Regions from separate parts of the Homo sapiens genome. Here region 2 is linked to region 1. A link is a contact called in ENCODE Hi-C or POLR2A ChIA-PET data. All regions are on one chromosome and are shown on one strand. The core of a region is the stretch at or near the end of the contact, and the rest is flanking DNA. Distances in the headings are between cores, read along the strand shown. Region 1 overlaps C9orf85 (chromosome 9 open reading frame 85). Region 2 has its middle 73 kb from the start of C9orf85.

Region 1 (4,706 bases), core at 959-3,458:
GCCTAGCCAACATGGCAAAACCCTGTCTCTACTAAAAATACAAAAATTAGTTAGGCATGGTGGCGTGTGCCTGTAATCCTAGCTACTCAGGAGCCTGAGGTAGGAGAATCACTTGAACCTGGGAGACAGAGGTTGCAGTGAGCCAAGATCATGCCACTGCACTCCAGCCTGGGCAACAGAGTGAGACTCCGACTCAAAAAAAAAAAAAAAAGGAAGCAGCAGCCTAAAAGTCAGATTTTCACATTATTGTTATTAGTCACGTGAGTTCTTGCCCCCAAATCCAGGGATCTTTTATCCTCTAGCCAAATTTAGAATAAGGGACTCTTTCCAGCAAATTTCAAAGTACCTACTTTTAAATATGATTAAATAAGATATAAAAGTTTCTATTTCTGGAGTAACATTGTTACAGCAGTAGTGGCATAAAATACCTTATTTTAGGAGAAGAGTACTGCAGGGAAAAGAACAAAGCCAGTTTATGGAAATAGATTTTTAGCATTGGAATTGGCATTGGCATTTTTCTTTGAGAATTTCATTTTTTTAATTCTGTTTTTGTTTGTTTTTTGTTTTCAGTTAAGAGGAGTAAACAGGCCTTTGTTTTACCTTTGGCAATTCTGAAAGAATTATGTACAAAAAAAACCTAAGGAAAAATTATTTTAGTTGCTTTTGAATGGTATTCAAATTTCTTTTCAACTACCGTAGTATCTTCCTTCTGTTAAATGATACTTTATAAAATATTTTTCAGCATCAGCATGTTGATACAGATATAATATTTACAATTTGCTCTTGCTACCTTCTTGGGAGTTGAAGTCCTTTCTCGCCCAGCTTCTTTTTTTTGTTTTTTGTTTTTTTTTTGAGAAGGAGTTTCGCTCTTGTTGCCCAGGCTGGAGTGCAATGGCACGATCTCAGCTCACTGCAACCTCCAAATGCCAGGTTCAAAGGATTCTCCTGCCTCAGCCTCCAGCGTAGCTAGGATTACAGGCATGCGCCAGCACCCCGGCTAATTTTGTACTTTTAGTAGAGACGGGGTTTCTCCATGTTGGTCAGGCTGTTCTTGAACTCCCAATCTCAGGTGATCTGCCTGCCTCGGCCTCCCAAAGTGCTGGGATTACAGGTGTGAGCCACCGCACCCGGCCCTTTCTCACCCAACTTCTGTATGGCATTACTGTGTTAAAGATATATTGTTTGACAACAAATAGAATGCTTAAAGCAGCAATAACAACACTGACTCTAAAATATATGTTGTATAGGCCGGGTGCGGTGGCTCACGCCTATAATCCCAGCACTTTGGGAGGCCAAGGCAAGTGGATCACTTGAGGCCAGGAGTTCGAGACCAGCCTGGCCAAATGGCGAAACCCCATCTCTACTAAAAATACAAAAATTAGCTGGCATGCTGGTGCACGCCTGTAATCCCAGCTGCTCAGGAGGCCGAGACAGGAGGATTGCATGAACCCAGGAGGCAGAGGTTGCAGTGAGCTAAGATTGCCCCACTGCACACCAGTCTGGGCAACAGAGTGAGACTCTGTCTCAAAAAAAAAAAAAAGTTGTAGGAATGATGGCTAAGACATTTTTAAGACGTTATGTATATATTAAGTAGGCATGTTTTTTGATGTTCCTTAAGTTTATTCTAACTTTGAAAAGTATTCATTTGATAAGTAAGGGTTTCTTCTTTCACTGATTCCTAAGTTCAGTGGACTCTTCCACTGAAGATTTTTTTTTTCTTCACAAATCTGGAAAGTAGCTTGTTGAACGAACTAAATGACCTTTATAGGCTTTTGTATTTATAAAACTTTTGATTTTATATTTGGACAGACTTAAGTTTTAACCTTAATTACCTATGATCTTCTACCATGAGGGATACACTAAAAGTAATTGCCAAAATAGGGTTAATTGTAAATATAAATGTGAATAAGGTTAGATTGTCATTTCCTTCCCCCCAGGCAGAAGGATTCCTAGAACTAGGATTAACTTTCTTTGCTCACATCTCTGGAATTCACTTCTGTTTTGCCAAAGAATGGTAAAACAGGTATATACTTTTCTTTCTTCTGCACCTATTTTTAAGTGAAAAGTACTATTCTTTCTCATTCTTACTCTCATTAATTTCTTAACACATAAAAATCAAGTTTAATTTGATAGTAGTGCCTGTTAGTCATATGAACCCTGTACAACATATCTATTTATACTGCTTCACACATCACTCACAGGACAAGTTCCCACAAAGACCTGTTTTGTTCTACTGTTGATCCACCCTAAAGAAACCAGTTTCCAAACTCTGCACAGCTTTGTAAATCAAGATGAACTGGTCAGAAATTGGATACAGAAACAAACAAGGAACCAAAGAATGCTTCCTAGTTAACAAGCAGAATGTGTTATATACAATAAAATTGCAGGTAGTGAAATGTCTGTGTTCTAAGAATGTTCCAATTAGGAAGTTAATATCACATTCATATTGAAGTCATAGTTCAAAGTCATTCAGTTAAGGAAATATAAGTAATGCTTAGTAAGATGTTCTAGACGACAGAGAAGACAAATGATGAATGTGAACTTTGCTTCTGCATTTCTTAGCTAGCTTTGTCCATGATAACTATTAATAAGTACAAAGGTTGAGAGGACGAAGAGTTTGGTGTGTAGGCACAGATTTCCTTCTTTCTGGCAACAGTTAGGGGCCTAGAGTAAGCAGGGGATATAGTAGCATGCAGAACTGGGACTCTCCATCTATGTCCAGAAGGAAGGAATGCACCCATACACAATTTGTAAGTAACAGAATGTATTTCTCATCACAAAGTTAAACATAATATATTCACACTTCCTGATGGTGAAGATTCCTTGAAGAAAGAGAAAAATTAAATAAAATGAAATATATTCACAGCTTAATTTATGGTTTTTCACAATATTTCTAAAATATTTTCTCATTGAATAAATGTTTTATCAAATATTTTATCTTTTTGTTTAGAACTTTCAAGAATATCAAGCGCTGTTCAAAAATTGTTTCTTTCAGATGATCTGATGTAAACATTGTGCTTTTAACTTAATATCTAATAGCCTCCCAAAGAATCTGCATACTTGTGGTGCATTTCTTTCTCCCCTTGAGAAATTTTAAAAGAAAACAAAAGAAGCAAAGAAAATTTTAAATGTCTTCTGCTCATTATTCCAACAATAGGCAAAGACCAAGCTTTCACAGCCAAAGCAAACTAGAGAATTCTCAGAGTACTCAGTGAAAATATATAGTCTGTGTCCTGAATCAAATGAGTATGTTACAAAAATATAAAACTATTAGAGAAAATACATGACACATTTAAATTTTTCCTATCTTCCTTCTTTCCCAACACATTTTGAAAAGAAAATTACAATAAAAAACTTTTCCTTATAAAGCCCTTTCTCCACTACAGATATTTACATACAAATACATATTATTTAAGTTTGAAGAAACCAAGTTAGTAGGGGGAACTTTTCTAAAACTTTTTTAACATGAGAATTCAAAAGCATAAAACTGAAAAATGAAATGCCTTTTTGCTTCCAGCTGCTTCTCCCTGGCACCCCTTCCTCAAATTTCAGTCTCTGTTCTCTTCAACAAACTGACAATTCAGGACAGCCCAATTTCTCAGTTTAATTCCAACTCACGGGGAGGATTTGAATTGTTGAAATGATAGTCTTCAAATATGAGCAAGGTTTTCTTTTCTATTATTATGTTTTTATTGAGATATAACTTACATACTATGAAATACACATATCTTAACTGTGCAGTTTTGAGTTTTGACACATATATACATCAGAATCAATGGGAAGGTTAAAAATTTTCTAGATGAGGGCCAGGCCCCAGTGGCTCATGCCTGTAATCCCAGCACTTTGTGAGGCCGAGGCGGGTGAATCATGAGCTCAGGAGTTCAAAACCACCCTGGGCAACATGGTGAAACCCTGTCTCTACTAAAATACAAAAAATTAGCTGGGCATGGTGGCACGCGCCTGTAATCCCAGCTACTCAGGAGGCTGAGGCAGGAGTATTGCTTGAGCCCCAGGAGGTGGAGGTTGCAGTGAGCCAAAATTGTGCCACTGCATTCCAGCCTGGGCGACAGAGTGAGACTCTGTCTCAAAAAAAAAACAAAAAAAAAAGAACGATTGCCTTTGTAAGAAAAAATAACAAATTGAGTAATATACATAAAAATACATAATATATCATAAATTGTTATGCAGATTAAGGTTCAGTTATATTTTAAAACTTACATCTCATACACTCTTTTATGGGATTTGCAATGCTGGCTCACGCGTGAAATTCTCAATTTGTCTTTCTGTTTGTTTTTAAGAAAATTAATGCAAAACTTCATGATGGAGTATGTCAGCGCTGTAAAGAAGTTCTTGAGTGGCGTGTAAAATACAGCAAATACAAACCATTATCAAAACCTAAAAAGTGGTGAGTTAAGATTCTTCATTACCTTACTTGGTGGTATATGTATCATAGTTTATTATTTCATTTCCTGATTTTCAAAATTGTGTCCAAATAAATGTTAAAGTAAATGATGAAAAAATTCCATTCTCCCCTGTAGAATTTCATCTTGTGTGCTGAATCTTGGTTTGTGAAGGCCGACAGATTTAAAAAGTTAAATTCATCATTTCCTGCCCCATTCTTTCATAAATATGCATCATTTTTATAGAACTTTATTCATGAAAGGTGGGTTAGGGCTGAGAAGAGAGTATTTGTTTTCTACAATTCT
Region 2 (4,706 bases), core at 1,067-3,566, 40 kb after region 1:
AATAGCATTCCATTGTATGGACATACTAATTTTGTTTACCCCTTCAAATTTGGATTGTTTCCACTTTGGGCTATTATGAATGATACTGTTGTGAACACTTGCATGCAAACTCTTTGTGTGGACATATGTTTTCATTTTTCGTGGATATATATACCTAAGAGGGAGATTAGATTGCTGGATTGTGTGGTAAATTCATATTTAGTTTTTAAGGAACCACCAAACTTGTGGTAATAGCTGCACCCTTTTACAATCCTAGAGCTTTGTGAGGACTCCACACTGAGGAGGCTCAAGATCCTCGCCAACACTTGTAATTGTCAGTGCATTTTGATTTATTGTCATTCTAGTGTGTGTGAAGTCTCACTGTGGTTTTAATTTGTATATTTCTTTTTTTTTTTTTTTTTTTTTCAGATGGAGTCTCCCTCTGTTGCCCAGGCTGGAGTGCAGTGGCAGGATCTTGGCTCACCACAACCTCCGCCTCCCTTGTTCAAGTGATTCTCCTGCCTCAGCCTCTCGAGTAGCTGGGACTACAGGCGCACACCACCATGCCCAGCTAATCTTTGTATTTTTAGTAGAGATGGGGTTTCACTATGTTGGCCAGGCCGGTCTCGAACTCCTGACCTCATGATCTGCCTGCCTCAACCTCCCAAAGTGCTGGAATTACAGGTGTGAGCCATCATGCCTGGCCTAATTTGTATATTTCTAATGACTCATGATGTTGACTGAGCATCTTTTCTTTTCTTTTCTTTTTTTTTTTCCTTGTTTTTTGAGATGGAGTCTTGCTCTATAGCCCGGGCTGGAGTGCAGTGGCACCATTTCAGCTCAATGCAACCTCTGCCTCCTAGGTTCAAGTGATTCTCCTGCCTCAGCCTCCCGAGTAGCTGGGATTACAGGCACACACCACCATGCCCAGCTAATTTTTGTATTTTTAGTAGAAACAGGTTTTCACAATGTTGGCCAGGATGGTCTCCATCTACTGACCTTGTGATCCGCCCCCCTAGGCCTCCCAAAGTGCTGGGCTTACAGGCATGAGCCACTGCACCCAGCCGACTGAACATCTTTTCATGTGTTTATTAGCCAATCCTATATCTTCACTGGTGAAATGTCTATTCAGATGTGTTGCCCATTTTAAAAATTGGGTTGTTTTCTTACCATTGAGTTATGAGTCTTTTATATATATTCTAGATACAAGTCCTTTATCAGATATAATTTGGAAATATTTTCTCGCTGTCTGTAATGTGTTATACATCAATTTTGAGATATCCTTCACATTAAGAAACTAACGGTGTGGATAATAATCCTGGTATTGACAGAGGTTTGGACTCCTGAAGCCTGAAAGTCTATCTGCTGCCACGCCTGGGCACATACTGCATCATTTACAAAACTGTAGAGCACCTGTTGTGTGTGCAGTTGTGATTTCTTATAGATTTTTAGAATTGGAAGGCATGTAAAGAACACGTAATCTGGTACATTGCTTCAGTAGGTAAGTCAGTATGAACTTCTAAGAATTTTTGTTTTCTTCTGTATTGGGTCTATTGTGGGTATGTCCAACGTGACAGGGGAGGTAAGGGAAGTGGCATCCCCTGAGATAGTGACTGAAATGGCTTTCATCATCTTTAAGTCAAAGTGAGATGCCAGTAATAGGATATATGTATGTATGTACTTGTGTCTCTGTATGTATGTAAATAAACAAACATGCTGGAAGGAGGAGGTGATTCAATCAGGGACTTTGTGAAAGAAAAAAAGAATAACTGGACCTTCCTTTAATGATGAAAACTGTTTATACAGCAAACCATCAAAGCCAAAATGTGAATTTTGGTATTAGCCCGATTTTTCCTAAGAAACTGTTGATGTAACCACTGTAGTTGCAGAGATCGTTTTGGTATATTCTAGACCCTCTTTGTTTTGTTCTGTTTGGGGTTTCTTCCCCCTCAAGTTGCTCTTGTCCACCACTAGACTGGCTGCCTTTTATTCCATAGCAGACAGTCCTTAAGTCTTTGCATATGTCCTTATTCAAAAATTAATCTTCATCAGTTTTTTTCTGCAGAAAACAGTTTTTTAAATATCTTACATGAGAATGCTCTGCACCTGCAATCTCTGGTTGATGCAGTTTCCTTTCTCTCTTCTCTGTTCCCATTGGTAGAATAAATCTGCTCCTTCTTAAATCCTGAGCTGAAAATGTCCACACTTCCCAGAAGTGTACTTTAGAATCACCTGTAACATGTATTTAAAATACAGATTCCCCAGCTCCACGGGCAAAGCTCTCCTGCCATGTGACACCCTGATACAGTTCAGGGAGCCACTAAGGCAGGCCAAAATGGCTCAGCAGGCAAAGGTCCAAGCTGCCAGGGTAGTGTGTCATTACAGCATGCTTAGCATAGCTAGGAGGACAGGCTCACACCCAGCCCCACAGCTGTTGCGCTACAGACTCAGGCACAGGGCTGTCTAACTGGCAGATGTGGGCCACAACTGTTGGAGACAAGCCAGCCATATTTGGGAAAATCTTATTGTAAGGGGCAAGTGTGAGTGAGATTTAGGAGTCATGGGAAAATACACCAACACAGTAAATCTTGTGTTATAGGAGAGATGTGGAAGAAAGAGATAAACTACTGGCCAGGGTGTCTCCTGACTGGGTGACTTGCCACCACATGGGCCAGGCAGGTTGCGGCAGCTCTGCCTTTGGGAGGTGGCTGGAGGAGGGGAGGAGAGAGAGGCATGATGAAGACAGATGCACCCTTTCCTGAGCAGGGGTTAACATTCAGGGTGCCGAAAGGAATTCCACAGCCTGTTTCCCATCTCTCTTGTCCTCATCAAGTACTGGTCCTCGTGTATGTGTTCTGCTTCCGCTTTCTCAGGATGTTTACGTTTTTGCAAATACGTTTATGGAAAAGAGTTACCTCACCCACCTCTCCAAACATCTATTTGTTTTACATTTTTATTGCGGGGGAGTGATCTCTTTACATAGCTTCAAATGGCATAACATTCAGCAGTATCCAAGCTTAGATATATCTGATGAGAGGAAAGTAATTGTGAGGCCTTTGTTCTAGTTACAACTTTGTCACTATCTGACTCCATGACTCCAGCAAATTGCTTCAACTGTCTGGCCTGCAGTTTTTTTCTTGCGTTAAATAACAGACTTAGTCTAGATCGGTGGTTCTTATCATGTGGTTTCTGGACTAGCAGCATCAATATTACCTGGGAAACTTGTTAGAAATGCAAATTCTTGGGCTCTGCCCTAGACCTACTGAAACATACTCTGTGGGCGGGGCCCAGCAATCTGTGTTTGAAACGCGATTCTGATTATTTGACAAAAGTTTGCAAACCACTGGTCTAGATAAGTAGCTCTTAGCCTTGGCTGCACATTAAAATCATCTGGGCAACTTTTATAACCTACCAATCCTGGCCTCTTCCTCCAAAGATTCTGACTTAAATGGTTTCAGATGGGGACCATTGTTATGCGGTTATAGCCGACGCCTAGGTGCTACCTGAGGTCTTCAAAGCTAAAGGTCAGTGTTTCCCAGCCGTAAATGCATACCTCTAGACCTGGCCTTCTCAAGCCACTAGGTGTTGCTATAATAGAGAAGAAAAGGCATTTTCAGAACCGTCTTTGGATATGGATGAGGAGGAGGAAAATGTATTTCTTAGCTTCTGATAAGAGATTATTTTGTTATTTTAATCTGAGTGCAATTTGCTAAATATTCATTTGCAACTTGTTAAATTTATTCAAAGAAATTAAATGCCCATAAGTGACAGAAAGAATAAAGAATTGTGATATATATTTACAATAAAATACTCTTTAGCAATAAAAAGAAATAAACTAGTGATGTGCATTATAACATGGCTGAATCTCACAACATAATGAACCAAAAAGAACTGGACACAAAAGAAGTAATATCGTATCATTCCTTTAAGTGAAAATCAAACACAGGTGAAACTAATCTATGGTGATTGAGGTCAGGATAGTGATTACCCTTGGGGGTAGGGTGGTAATAATTAGAAGAGAGCACAAGGGAACCTTCCAGAGTGCTAGAAATGTTCTACTTCTCGATCTGATGATAGTTAAGTACATATACACACACTGCACATAAATATATATATACACTGAGCCATACTCTTAAATTTGCACACTTTACTGTATATGCGTTACTTGTTAGTAGTAAAGATTTACAAAAAATAAAATGTAATCCTCAGGTGGAGTAACCGGTACCCCAGCCCACCATCGCTTGGTATATTTGGCATCTACCTTGGTATTTGTACCATCTGTGGTCACTAAAAGATGAACATAGCCCTTTGATTTCATGTTGATATTAAGTTAAAATGTATATATCAATGTCTATCGTCCCAAATTGAGAAGGTAATGGCATGGTCTCTATTTATTTAAAGGTTTAGTTTGTTTTGAATATTTGCGTGCCTGCAGGACCCACATTCTGCAGCAGTACCCATGGGTGATTGAATCTCTTCAAAACCATCTGCTGTCTCTTCCTTACTCCTCAAATCTTGTAAAAGGATCTGAGAAATAAAACTGCCTGCTCTTTACTGTCTGCAGAAGAAGACCTCACCCCTTCTCCTGTCAGTGACAGGAGGTCAAATGCATCCTAACAAATCAAGGTGATATTAAAAAAAAAAAATCATTCTGTAGCAGGCAGAAACAAGTCCCTGAAAATTTCAATAAGCCACTGACTATTTAAACAAGGCATATCAGAAAGGCA

The links. A loop is a pair of places that touch in the nucleus more often than their neighbours do. ChIA-PET counts read pairs that join two places held with the same protein, here RNA polymerase II (POLR2A). Pooled maps may share reads with other maps.
Region 2: a map of IMR-90 shows a loop between it and region 1 (3-fold over the local background). The contact joins two enhancer-like sites. A Hi-C loop is called at or near these places in 4 of 168 maps with a recorded cell type or tissue (IMR-90, breast epithelium, gastrocnemius medialis and 1 more) and 2 of 50 pooled maps. POLR2A ChIA-PET finds 5 or more read pairs at or near these places in 2 of 52 experiments (HEK293 and MCF 10A).

Annotation. Positions count from the first base shown.
Region 1 is chr9:71,942,708-71,947,413 of GRCh38, forward strand. It overlaps C9orf85 (chromosome 9 open reading frame 85), which reads left to right. Exons shown (of 4, transcript NM_182505.5): 2 at 4,299-4,405. Among named protein-coding and RNA genes, the nearest start is that of C9orf85, 33 kb to the left of the region's middle. Within about 2 kb of position 2,209, at least 4 of the 41 ENCODE cell types and tissues checked have a DNase peak (open chromatin) inside an H3K27ac peak, as active enhancers do.
Region 2 is chr9:71,982,249-71,986,954 of GRCh38, forward strand. It overlaps a transcript of C9orf85 not described here. Among named protein-coding and RNA genes, the nearest start is that of C9orf85, 73 kb to the left of the region's middle. Within about 2 kb of position 2,317, at least 5 of the 41 ENCODE cell types and tissues checked have a DNase peak (open chromatin) inside an H3K27ac peak, as active enhancers do.